Linked DNA regions of Homo sapiens: regions 2, 3 and 4 are each linked to region 1. The links are chromatin contacts, found by Hi-C or POLR2A ChIA-PET in ENCODE. All regions are on one chromosome and are shown on one strand. The core of a region is the stretch at or near the end of the contact, and the rest is flanking DNA. Distances in the headings are between cores, read along the strand shown. Region 1 holds the start of LEMD3 (LEM domain containing 3). Region 2 holds the start of RAB3IP (RAB3A interacting protein). Region 3 holds the start of CPSF6 (cleavage and polyadenylation specific factor 6). Region 4 holds the start of CCT2 (chaperonin containing TCP1 subunit 2).

Evidence for each region. Hi-C counts contacts between places; a loop is a spot of excess contacts on that map. ChIA-PET counts read pairs that join two places held with the same protein, here RNA polymerase II (POLR2A). Pooled maps may share reads with other maps.
Region 2: a map of CD8-positive, alpha-beta T cell shows a loop between it and region 1 (17-fold over the local background). The contact joins the promoter of RAB3IP here to the promoter of LEMD3 in region 1. A Hi-C loop is called at or near these places in 4 of 168 maps with a recorded cell type or tissue (CD4-positive, alpha-beta memory T cell, CD8-positive, alpha-beta T cell and naive thymus-derived CD4-positive, alpha-beta T cell) and 9 of 50 pooled maps. POLR2A ChIA-PET finds 5 or more read pairs at or near these places in 1 of 52 experiments (CD4-positive, alpha-beta T cell).
Region 3: a loop to region 1 is called in a map of naive thymus-derived CD4-positive, alpha-beta T cell, with 6 times the contacts of the local background. The contact joins the promoter of CPSF6 here to the promoter of LEMD3 in region 1. A Hi-C loop is called at or near these places in 1 of 168 maps with a recorded cell type or tissue (naive thymus-derived CD4-positive, alpha-beta T cell) and 7 of 50 pooled maps. POLR2A ChIA-PET finds 5 or more read pairs at or near these places in 1 of 52 experiments (T-cell).
Region 4: a map of CD8-positive, alpha-beta T cell shows a loop between it and region 1 (17-fold over the local background). The contact joins the promoter of CCT2 here to the promoter of LEMD3 in region 1. A Hi-C loop is called at or near these places in 2 of 168 maps with a recorded cell type or tissue (CD8-positive, alpha-beta T cell and naive thymus-derived CD4-positive, alpha-beta T cell) and 7 of 50 pooled maps. POLR2A ChIA-PET finds 5 or more read pairs at or near these places in 1 of 52 experiments (T-cell).

The regions. Positions count from the first base shown.
Region 1 is chr12:65,168,184-65,170,883 of GRCh38, reverse strand. LEMD3 (LEM domain containing 3) reads right to left here and starts at 1,301. Exons shown (of 13, transcript NM_014319.5): 1 at 1-1,301. The coding sequence starts at 1,287. It overlaps LOC124902953 (a long non-coding RNA gene), which reads left to right and starts at 1,468. Exons shown (of 2, transcript XR_007063349.1): 1 at 1,468-1,667. RefSeq lists enhancers at 144-223, 1,134-1,283, 966-1,538, 1,724-1,783 and silencers at 217-420, 804-1,013.
Region 2 is chr12:69,737,593-69,740,292 of GRCh38, reverse strand. It overlaps RAB3IP (RAB3A interacting protein), which reads right to left and starts at 1,433. Exons shown (of 11, transcript NM_022456.5): 1 at 1,262-1,433. LOC101928002 (a long non-coding RNA gene) reads left to right here and starts at 1,743. Exons shown (of 4, transcript NR_110072.2): 1 at 1,743-2,015. RefSeq lists a silencer at 856-1,685.
Region 3 is chr12:69,238,230-69,240,929 of GRCh38, reverse strand. CPSF6 (cleavage and polyadenylation specific factor 6) reads right to left here and starts at 1,361. Exons shown (of 10, transcript NM_007007.3): 1 at 1,224-1,361. The coding sequence starts at 1,283. RefSeq lists enhancers at 45-624, 625-1,205 and silencers at 669-888, 1,039-1,538.
Region 4 is chr12:69,584,031-69,586,782 of GRCh38, reverse strand. It overlaps CCT2 (chaperonin containing TCP1 subunit 2), which reads right to left and starts at 1,324. Exons shown (of 16, transcript NM_006431.3): 1 at 1,259-1,324; 2 at 439-513; 3 at 1-30. The coding sequence starts at 1,261. MIR3913-1 (microRNA 3913-1) reads left to right here and starts at 1,960; the gene lies at 1,960-2,061. It overlaps MIR3913-2 (microRNA 3913-2), which reads right to left and starts at 2,060; the gene lies at 1,961-2,060. RefSeq lists an enhancer at 954-1,293.

The sequences.
Region 1 (2,700 bases), core at 52-2,551:
ATGATTGGCGTGATTGATCCTGAGTGAACTAGAGGCGGCCACCGCCGCACTGGGAGGGAGACTGTTAGAATAAATCCTGGGGGAGTCCACACTGAAGGCCCCACCGCCAATATGATTATTGGTTTTCAGAAGGGAGCCTGTTGACGAATCCAAGGTTGAGTCCATGTCAGTAAGTGGCGGGGGCAGGAGAGGGGTCAGTTTCTTAGCGTTAACACGGTATCTAGGAACGGGGCTGGAGTCCACTTGATCACACCCTCCTCCCTGCTCCGCGGCCGCCGCCTCTTCGAGGTTTCGGCTCCTGTCTAGACTCCCGGCAGCCGCCGCCCTGTCATTCATCGCGAGTCCTCCCCCTCCCTGAACTGAAGTCTCCAGCCTGCCGCCGGCCGATTTAGCAGTCAGCGGGGGGAGAGGCTTACTATGGGTTCGTCTGGGCCGATGCCGGGAAAGGGAGTCGTCCTTTAATACCTGTCTGCTGGAGGCCACGTCGTCGTCGTCCTCTTCCTCTGAGTCCGAATAGTTTTCCCGGCAGCTGTAGGGGACAAGCCGGCTGCCATTCACGGTCCGGCTCGCCCAGAGCGGCTCCTCGGTCTCCGGGTCCCTCTCCTCACCGTCCTCTCCCTCCCCTTCCTCGTCCTCCACTGCTCCATCTTTCCCCGGCGGGGTCTGCAGCTCGGGGCCCGCCGGCCTCCTGGCCCCCCACCACGAGTGGGGCTTCCTTCGCTCTGCAGAGTTGCTGTTAGTCACCTCGCTGGCGGCCAGGGGCGCCGGCGGCGCTTTGAGCCCGCGGTACTGGAGCGAAGCCCGGTCTTTCCTCCCGCCGCCGCCGGCCTGGTCCCGGGGACTGGCCTCCACGTCCGACTCGTCCGAGCTGAAGCCCAGCAGCACTTTGCTGCCAGCCGCGGGGGCGGCGGAGGCGCCCCCGGGCCCTCCCAGGAGGCTCTCTGGGCCAGAGGCCGAGATTCGGCACAGGCCCCCAGGAGTCCGTAAGTAGGAGAGGTCGCCCGAGACCGGCCGGACCCCCATCCCCGCGGCCGCCGCCGCCGCTGGTCCCGCGGCTGCGACCGTGGCGGCTGCCGTGTTATTGTTATTACTGTTCCGCGTCTTGTTGCCGCGGCCCCCTGACCGGTGCTGTTGCTGCTCTTCCTCTCGAAGCTTCTTCAGCTTCTTGAGGTAGACCGGGCGGGTGCTCTCCGTCACTGGTCCGGGAGACAGGCCGTAACGGCGGAGCTGAGAGAAAAGCTCCTCATCCGAGAGCTGCTGAGGCGCCGAAGCTGCTGCCGCCGCCATTTTCTCTCCAGGGTGTTTTACAAGCTCCGCGCTACCGGAAGTGACGCGCCGCCCTAGACCCTGAACTAGACCGCGCTGCGTCGCCCTCCCAGCGCCGCGGGCATCTCGGCCAATGGGAGGCGCGGGAGGAGCTCACCTGAGCGGGAAAGAGCCACCTGAGCAGCGCGCGGCTCCCACGGCGGAGACTGTTTCTACTCTCTCACCTTGAGGTGTCGGCGCATTCTCCCCCTGCTCTCTATCTCATCTCCAGCTGTTCTCCGCCCTGCCCTTCCAAGTGCCGTTCCCGGGAGCTGTCTCTTACTAAACCACACCTTGACCTCACCTTCCTAGGTTCCTGCCACCGGGCAGTAATAACTGAAATCTACCTTGAAGTTTATGGCGTAAGTTTTCTTTACATCTGGATTCCCAATGCCGAGGGAGCCTAGACCTACTGAAAGAAATTCTGCTGGCCAGACTAGATTGGCAGCTTTCCCGTCTGACTTCAGGTTGTCTATTTTCAGTTCGTCTTTAGCTTGACCTACCAAAAAAAAAAAATTTTTAAGTGACTTTCTCTCGCTGCTCTTTTTGAGAAGCCTCACCTCTCTCATTCTGAGAAGATACGGAGTACACCAATCACAATACAATTTTCTTCTAGCGTAATGGCTGTTCATTCATTAGTTAATTGTAAGATATTATCTTTTTTTCCTTTTTTGAAACCTAATGACTTTACTACGTCAGCACTTGAAAGTGAAAGAGCTTGTCTGCTTCATTCTAAGACTCTCAGAGACATAACACATGATCCTATTTATTTCCTTCTTAGCACCTTTCCAACCAATAGTTATTTATCAGTTATTAATAAATATTTGTTTACTTTCAAAATTATTTATTGTCCTATCCTTTTGGACTATAATAAGCTCCATGTGTGGAGGAACCTTGCTTCTGTTACTCACAATACTAGTAGAAGCTCAATAAATATTTGTTGAATGAATTAAAGAATTGCAAAGAGAGGATAGTATGAGATGAATATTTTGAAATAAGACTAGTGCCAGGTGAGGTGGAGAAACCTTCACACAAAGTCAAAAAAACAAGGACAAGACCTGGAACCCCAACTCTGCCATTTACAGAATAGGAAATGAATCCCAGAGAGGTGAAATGTGCCCCATGTGGTGAAGATCTTGTCCCATTTTCCCATTTCCCCAAACCTTGGCAGACAGACAATTCTTTAGTACTTCAATCCTAGTAGCTACAAAATACTACAATAATTTTTTGTTGTTGAATGAGTTATTTTACCTATTACATTACCCTATACACCTGTACAGAAAAACGTTAGTCAAAAGCATAAATACGGCCGGGCGCGGTGGCTCACGCCTGTAATCCTAGCACTTTGGGAGGCGGGGCGGGGGGCGGGGGTCAGGGGACGGATCACGAGGTCAG
Region 2 (2,700 bases), core at 184-2,683, 4.6 Mb before region 1:
TAACAGAACAAGGCCCCATAAAACTGGTGAAATATTTAACAGTATCAAATATTTACTACGATTGGTCTACAACCCTATTCTGCCTCTTTTCTCCTTGATTTGTCATTCAGCACTGGAAGAAAAAAAAACCTTCATGAACAACAAAATGAGAAAAAGGATAATGAACAAGAACTGGGTCTTTCAACTGATTTACAATGGAACAGTTTTGTTGTAATCCTCTTATGGGCCCCTCCTCCAATTATGCAATCATTCCACTGCAAGAGATTACAAGGCTTTTAACCCGACACTGAACGGAAGGAGTTGGGGTGAAACAGGAGAGTGTATAACAGGTAGCCTCCGAACAGGCAACATTTCCATGAAACTAAATTGCCTCTCAGTAATCAGTACTAACTAACTCAGCGCTCGTGTCTTTCAAGACCTTACCCTTTCATCTTTTTTAATCCCATAACAACCGGCAACTCTTCACATGCTGCGACTTCCACCCAGCATCATCACTTCTGGAGCCAGTAAGCTCGCGCTTCCTGGGCGGTCGGGGCGAGTTGTCAACGCTGGGAGGGCAGAGCCATGCAATCCCACCCGTGCAGTTCGTCTCAACTCCCCCGAACACAAGTCTGGCGGCACGGAGCTGCCTACTTGGGCGCGACTCCGGGCGCCTGCCCGGAATTTCCCACCAGGTTTCACCGAAACCTCCCGAGGGTGACCTCTACGCCTCAGCACGGTGCCTCGCGCGTAGTTTCCTAAGACTGGGACACGAAACCACCCCAGGTCCACAGCCCTGCCGCGCGGCGTCCGGTGTTGTGAGCTGCTTCCGACTTGTTCGGGAACTCTCTCTTCATCCTCTTCGCGACCGCGGCCCTCCGCTCCCGGCCGCGCCCGCCCGCCGCCAGGTAACCCGCTGGACTCGGGCTCCCTGCCCCGGGCGCGCGGGACCGCGCAGTTAATGTGTAACGCGCCCGTGCCCGGGGGAGGAGCCGCCGCCCGACGCCCACCAGCAGCCCAGGGGGCGGCCGGCTGACCCGGGTCGCCAAAGTCCCCCCCACACGCCGCCCCCAAGGGCCCGGAGCCCAAGTGCCCAGGCGGAGAGCGAGCTCACCGGGCCTGGGCATCCCCCCGAACCCCCGCGTGCCGCGCCCTGCACGGCGCCAGCACCTGCACCTGCCGCGGCCGCCCCTCCTGGCCGACTCGCCAGAGGCGGGCGCGCGGGCGCCGAGGGGGGCGGTGCTCTACGCTCCGGGCCTCTCCCTCCCGCGGCCGCACTCACCTGAAGAACCCACCGCGGCCGCTGCCGGCGCTCAGGGGCGCTCACAGAGCCGCAGAGAGCGCGTCCCGAAGCAGCGAGAAACGGAGGAGGACGGCGAGCCCTTTCCGCTACACTCCACGGCGGCGGGCTCACTACGCCGGCAGCCGCCGAGGGAACGCGGGACTGCGCCTGCGCCGGAAGCGGGGCCGGGGGCCGGGAGCCGGGAGCGGCCGGTCCTCACGGAGGGAGGGCGGGGTAGGGGGGTGTGGCCGGCAGGGGCGGGGCGAGCCCGGCATGGGGCCTGGGGGCGGACGCGCTTCCGCGCCCCCTGGCGCCAGGCGGGGCTCGTCGCAGGTGTCACGGCCCTGGCCCGAGGTTCCTCCGCGGGCGGTTTCCCTGGGAACCAGCGCGAGCCGGAGCTGCGCTCTGTTTCGTCGGGCCCGCGCTCTGTTTCGTCGGGCCCGCGCTCTGTTTCGCCGGGCCCGAGAGGCGGCCTCAGGTTAACTTCAAGCATGTTGGGCTCTCCAGGAGGGAGAAGAGGCACCTTTGCCGTGGGTTGAGGACTCCTAGAACCAACCTGAGACTCCGCGGCCATATACACCTTACGACGTGTGTGTGTGTGGCGGGAGATGGGAGGGGAGGAATCCTGTAGAACCCAGATCCCATCATTCCAGCAACTGCCAGAGCGTTCGAGAATGTCATGTCTGTACCTGTCTTCTCTCATCTTTTGTGCCAACTGTTTTATCAAACTTCTACCCCACTTTAGGTCTTCCAGGTAGGAAAAATACAGAAAGAGCCAAGATCCCAAAAATCAAAAAAAAATAATAATAATAGAGGTAGTCATAGTATGTGTCTCTATGTTTAGCAAAAGAGAAACGTGCATTTGTGTGATACACTTATTGAATAGGACCATCATTCTGGGTATTAATCTCATCTATTAGAGGCAGTAAAGAAAAGTAGACTATATGTATGGTTGTTGGAGTCAGAATTACTGGGCTTGAGCCTGCCACCTGCTAGCTGAGTGACCTTAGGCAAATGAATCTCTCTAGCCCCAATTTTCTCATCAGTGAATGAGTATACAGAACCTGCCTCACTGAGTCATTAAGAGTTTAAATGGCTTAATTCATGTAAACACTTTGCGTACTTCATGACACAGAGTGCCTAATAAATATTAGCTATTGTTATTATACCATTATAACTATTATCATGCATCTGTAATCCAGAAACCTAGAAAGCCAGTGTTTCTTATTTTATACCCCATCGCCAATATATCACCAAGTCTTATTCATCCTAATTTCTAAATAATTCTTAAATCTATCTTATCTGATATTCATTGCCACTAGAAATGACCTTTCTCATTAATGGATTCCTATTCTCCCTTACACCTCATAGCTGGTCATTTATTCATCAGACATTTTATTGCACTCCATCTGTGTGCCTCCTGTTAGACATAGGGACAG
Region 3 (2,700 bases), core at 112-2,611, 4.1 Mb before region 1:
GAACATTGCAGTTAAGCACAATTTAATTGTTTTAAATGTGTTACTACATAAAATGCAGTAGATACGAACAGCAGGTTCAAACCTTAAACGTCACTAGCAACAAACGACATCTTTTGCAAGGATGCCCATTAACAGACATCACAGCCCCGCGTTACCTCTAAGCAACGTCGTTCAGGAAAACCTTGCATTCTCACTTTCGCTCAACCTTTCAAAAGGTAACACGGGGCCCGGGGGTGGGGGTGGGGGGATTTAACACTTTGTTTTCGAAAATAGGGTCTTATCTATAACTCTTTATTTTTAAACCACATCATAAGGATTTGGGGTGAACGTTCTTTCATTTTAATCACTATGAGATCTGTGGGTGAGCTAACATCTTTTTGTTCCATCCAACCATCGCGCTTCCAATTCTTCCTTTTGGTCCCCGGCCACTCATCTTCACAGGTATTTTCATCACAAAGGCCAACAACGACTGGGCTTCAAAGCACTGCAAGCCCTGGATTAATGAGGCAGGACCAGCGCACCGACTTTTATCTGTGGCTCCAAAAGTCAAAGGACTTGTTGCAAATGAGCCCGCACCTCAGTCGCCTTCAGAAAGTGTGAGGGGAGGAGGAAGGCGCCACGCCGAAACCTGTCGCAAACCCGAGAAGGAGAGCCCCGGGGACTGGGCGCGCGGGATACAAAGGGCCGTGAACGCGGCCTTCCATGAGGCGACAGTGCGCGGGCAGGGAGACAAAATGGAGCGATGGGAGGAATCGGAGCCCGAGCGGCAGCGGCGGGGAAGGGGCGGCGGCGGCGGGCACGCGCCCCGCCAGGGCTTCCTCCTCCGACCAGCGACGGGGGAGGGGGCGCGGCGGCGGCCAGTTCTCTCCGCCGCTTACACGCGGCCCCACCGCCCGGGCCTAGCGCGGCGGGAAGCGCCAGCCGGGTGCCGCCAACAATAGGGAGCGAGGCAGCGCCGGCGAGGGAGGAGCCGGCGGCAGCTGCACAGCGGCCCGCGTCCGCGCTCCGGGCCCCGCGGCGACTCGCCGCGCCCGCGGCCCGTGAAACGACGCGGTAGAACGAGGGGCGGGGGGGCGCCACGCCAGGGGTCGGCGGCGCGGCCCAGAGGCGGCAAGGGCGCACACTCTGCAGTCGCTTCGGCTCGCGGCCGCAGCGGGCCCCGGGTCAGCTTCCCGGCCGCAGCGCCGCCCGCGTCGGCGGCGGGGACCTGGGCTCTCACGTACCTGGTTGAACTCTTCGCCGACATCCGCGTAAATGTCTATGTGGTCCACGCCGTCCGCCATCTTCCTTCAGCCTCGGCCGCCGCCGCCGCCGCCGCCTCCTGCAGGTCTGCCCGCCGCGGCAGCAGCAGCGGATCTAGCGGCGGTGGGGGGGCGCTTGCGTCACTTCCGAGGCCCGAGGGAGGGAGGCGCGGGCGACAGGGGCCGGCCGGGGGCGGGGACTCTGCAGCCCAGCCGCTCTGCTGGCTGAGGAAAGGCTGCGCCTCTGAGGGCAGAGGACGTTTCTTTTGTGTCTGGGTGAGGCCCGGGAGTGGGGGCCAATTTTTTTGTCCTACTCGCGCATCCAGCTTAGCAGTGGGTCCCACCTGTTTCCACACACCGTCTTTTCACGTGGCCTCTGGCATACTCAGACGTTTTGTTAATATTTTCATTTATCCGTTGTTCTTATCTTTCTCACATCCAGGACTTTTAAAGGTGGAAGTTATATGTCCGTGCTTAAATGCAAAGTGTAACCCCCGGGCATTCTGTGAACGGCTTAAGACCAAAAACAATGTCTTGTTTCTGCATCCTCAGAGACCAGCAGAGTTTTATTTGCATCGTAAACGCTAGATACCCGTCAGTGGTTATCTTTGCATGCTGTTTATGTTGCCATTTCCATCTCTAATCTTCGTGGGCTTCTTTCCCCCCCACCTTCCTCTCGCATTCATTGCCATTCATTTTTTCTTCCTTAGATCTACAGTAGGTTGTCTCTGGCGTAGTTCAGATGCTTCTAACATGAATGCAGTCATCTTAGAGCACACCCAAGAGAGTGGAGGTATCTTGAGGCCAGGGGGGCTTCTCTCTCAGAATCCTAGAATGTCCCAACGGGAAGGGAACTGGAAAGGTGTCCTTAGGTCTAAACATCTCATTTTACAGAAGAGAAGACTGAGGCCTAATAGAACCTAAGTGATTTAACCAGGTCACATGGTCAATAAAGGTAGGAACATTCAGCCACGATACTTTACTCAAAGATGTCTCTCCAGTTTGAAACTTTCCCCTCCATTCTTAATTTCTTTTTCACTCATTAAAAAATATACTGTAGTAGAGCGTGTTTCCTGAGAAACTGGCCAGAAATCATTCATAGAATAACCCAAACAACATCTGTAAGGTTGGGCATCTCTAATCCAAAAATTTGAAATGCTCCAAAATCTGAAACTTTTTGCGCACTGACATGATGCCACAAGTGGAAAATTCCACACCTGATCTTATTTGCCAGGTCGCAGTCAAAAATGCAATCAAAACTTTTTTTCATGCACAAAATAACTAAAAGTATTGTATGAAATAATCTTCAGGCTGTGTGTATAAGGTATATGTGAAACATAAATGAATTTCGTTTAGGCTTGGGTCCCATCTCCTGGATAATTTATGTATATGCAAATATTCCAAAATCCCCTCAAATCCAAGCATTTTTGCATAAAAAAGACTCAATCTGCACTTGGTA
Region 4 (2,752 bases), core at 75-2,574, 4.4 Mb before region 1:
TCCAATGGCGATGGCACCAATAAAAGAAGTCTGGAGTAAAAACCAAGGAGATTATCAGAATCAACTTTACAGTCTTCAAGTACAGTTTTATCTTTATTTACTTTTTTTTTTTTTTGAGGCAGAGTGTCGCTCTGTCGCCCAGGCTGGAGTGCAATGGCGCGATCTCAGCTCACTGCAACCTCCGCCTCCTGGGTTCAAGCGATCCTCCTGCCTCAGCCTCCCGAGTAGCTGGGATTACAGGTGCCCATCACCACGCCCGGCTAATTTTTGTATTTCTAGTAGAAACGGGGTTTTACCATGTTGGCCAGGCTGGTCTCGAACTCCTGACCTCAGTTCATCCGCCTACCTCGGCCTCCCAAAGTACTGGGATTACAGGAGTAAGCCACCGCGCCTGGCCTCCAGTTTTATCTTTAAAACAATGCTTAGAACAAGGCTTACCAGACGAGCTGTCTCTGCTCTCTCTTCATCAGCTCCTGCCTTAAAGATGTTAACAGGTGCAAGGGAAAGGGACGCCTGAAAAGGAAAACCAAGAGGCATTCCGTTTAAGTACCAATACTCTAACACATACACTGAGGTGCCTTCCACTAGTCTTACAAGTGGACATCTAAGAGAAAACTCATTTACAACAATGTTTTCAATCAAATGAAGCTTCCATCATCGGAGAAAGCATTTAAGTGGGAGAGAGGGACTTGTAGGAGAGCGACATGGCTTTTCGGATTTACAAGGCCCCCGGGAGTATAAATTATACACCAGCGAGATTGACAGTTACGTACAGCGAGACTAAAGACGATCTTGAACTAAGAATGAGGCAGGGAGGGGTTGCAGGCCATCAAGGTGACGCCTGCCGGGCGGGCGAGGGAACGCGGCCTCCATCTTCCACCCTCGGAAGGCTGCGGCCCCTCCACCCTCTGATGGCTCAGACCCCGTCGCTCCAGGCTCCGCCCCTAGAAGGAGGGCGGAGCGGGTCCCACACTAGAAATTTCTTCGCTCCGGGTGAGGCGCGGACCTGGGCTGCCGGGACTATGCAAAGACCTAGGCACAAGGAGACGCTGGCTTTGCGGTCCACCCCTCCCCCTCGTGGTGAGCTCCACCGGCTGGCCTGGCGCAGGCCGCACGCCCCGCGCATGGCTCGCACCATGTGCGGAGGGCCGGGGAGACAGAAACGGAGCCTACGACCCTAGCAGGACAGAGGAAGCAGTGGGGTGGCAAGAGCACGGCGGAGCAGGGGTAGGGCAAGAGGCAGGGGAGTCAGGCTCACCATGGTTCCGAGGAGTTCCGCACACAAGTGAATCCCCTCACAGCTCGTGCTCGGGACCAGCGGACTGAAGGAAGCCGGAAGTGACGCCACACGCCCTACTTCGGGGGGCGGGGCCCCGGCCTGTCGTTACCGCCAGCAGGCGTCCCATTTTGATTGGAGCCCCACGGGCCGGAAACGCAGCCTTTCACACTGGAGGGGGCGTGGCCGCCGCTCCAGAACAAAGAGGCGGCTGCCGCGCGGGTTGCCATAGAAATGGAGTTCTTGCTCACACTTTTTATTTTCTTAAATTTAATCTTTAAACACTTCTATTAAAGTCACACATGTACACAGTTTAAAGTGTTATATACCAATAAGGAAAAACATAATTTATCTGCCTCACCACTTCCTGTCTCCAGGAAAACTGCTTTCAACTTTTTCAGTTTTTTGGAGGGGCTATTTACTATCATATTCCCAGATAATATTATTGCTATGTTAATTTTAAACATTATTTACTGAGTATTACAGAAGAAGACTTCCTTTTCTCTTACTGAATTTTCAGACGTTATTTCTAACTGGACGTTGACTGCCCAGGATAAGGTCTTGTGAACTGAGAGAGACATTTATAGTATTTTATCTTTGCCCTATTTACTCATTTTCAGGAATTTTTGCATTTCGGTCTTTTTTTTTTTTTTCCTCCAATAGTAGAGACGACTTATTAGTCTTTGTTTATAATAAACTGAAATATTTGGGACTGATCTTGATGTCTGCCAAAACCTTGGCAGACATCAAGATCAGTCCCAAATATTTCAGTTTATTATAGACAGTTTTCTACTTTCTCTAAGTTGACGGATGTCTAAAAATTTGTTCTCTAAAAAATTTTTCTGTCATCTACTGATACCCTCTTTTCTCCCTTTGACTAACTGATCGCTTAAGCTCCTCGGCAGGGCGCGGTGGCTCACCCCTGTAATCCCAGCACTTTGGGAGGCCGAGGTGGGCGGATCACCTGAGGTCAGGAGTTGGAGACCAGCCTGGCCAACATGGTGAAACCCTGTCTCTACTGAAAATACAAAAATTAGCCGGGCGTGGTGTGCATGCCCGTAATCCCAGCTACTCAGGAGGCTGAGGCAGGATAATTGCTTGAACCCGGGAGGCAGAGGTTTCAGTGAGCCGAGATCACGCCGCTGCACTCCAGCCTGGGCAACAGAGCGAGACTCTGTCTCAAAACAAAAACAAAACAAAACAAGCTCCTGGATTTTTCTTTTTCTGTTTTGTTTTTTTTAGAGATGGGGTCTTCTATGTTGCCCAGGCTGGCCTGGAACTCCTGGGCTCAAGCAATCTTCCTGCCTTGGTCTCCTGAGTAGCTGGGGTCTCCTGGATTTTTGACATTGCTAACATTAACAGGAATTTTCAATTTTTTAGTTGTTTCTACCCTTCAGATTTCCTCTAAGTGGGTTGATTTCCACCAGGGGTTGGCAAGCTGTGAGGAGTCAAACCCAGCCTGCCAGTTGTTTTTTG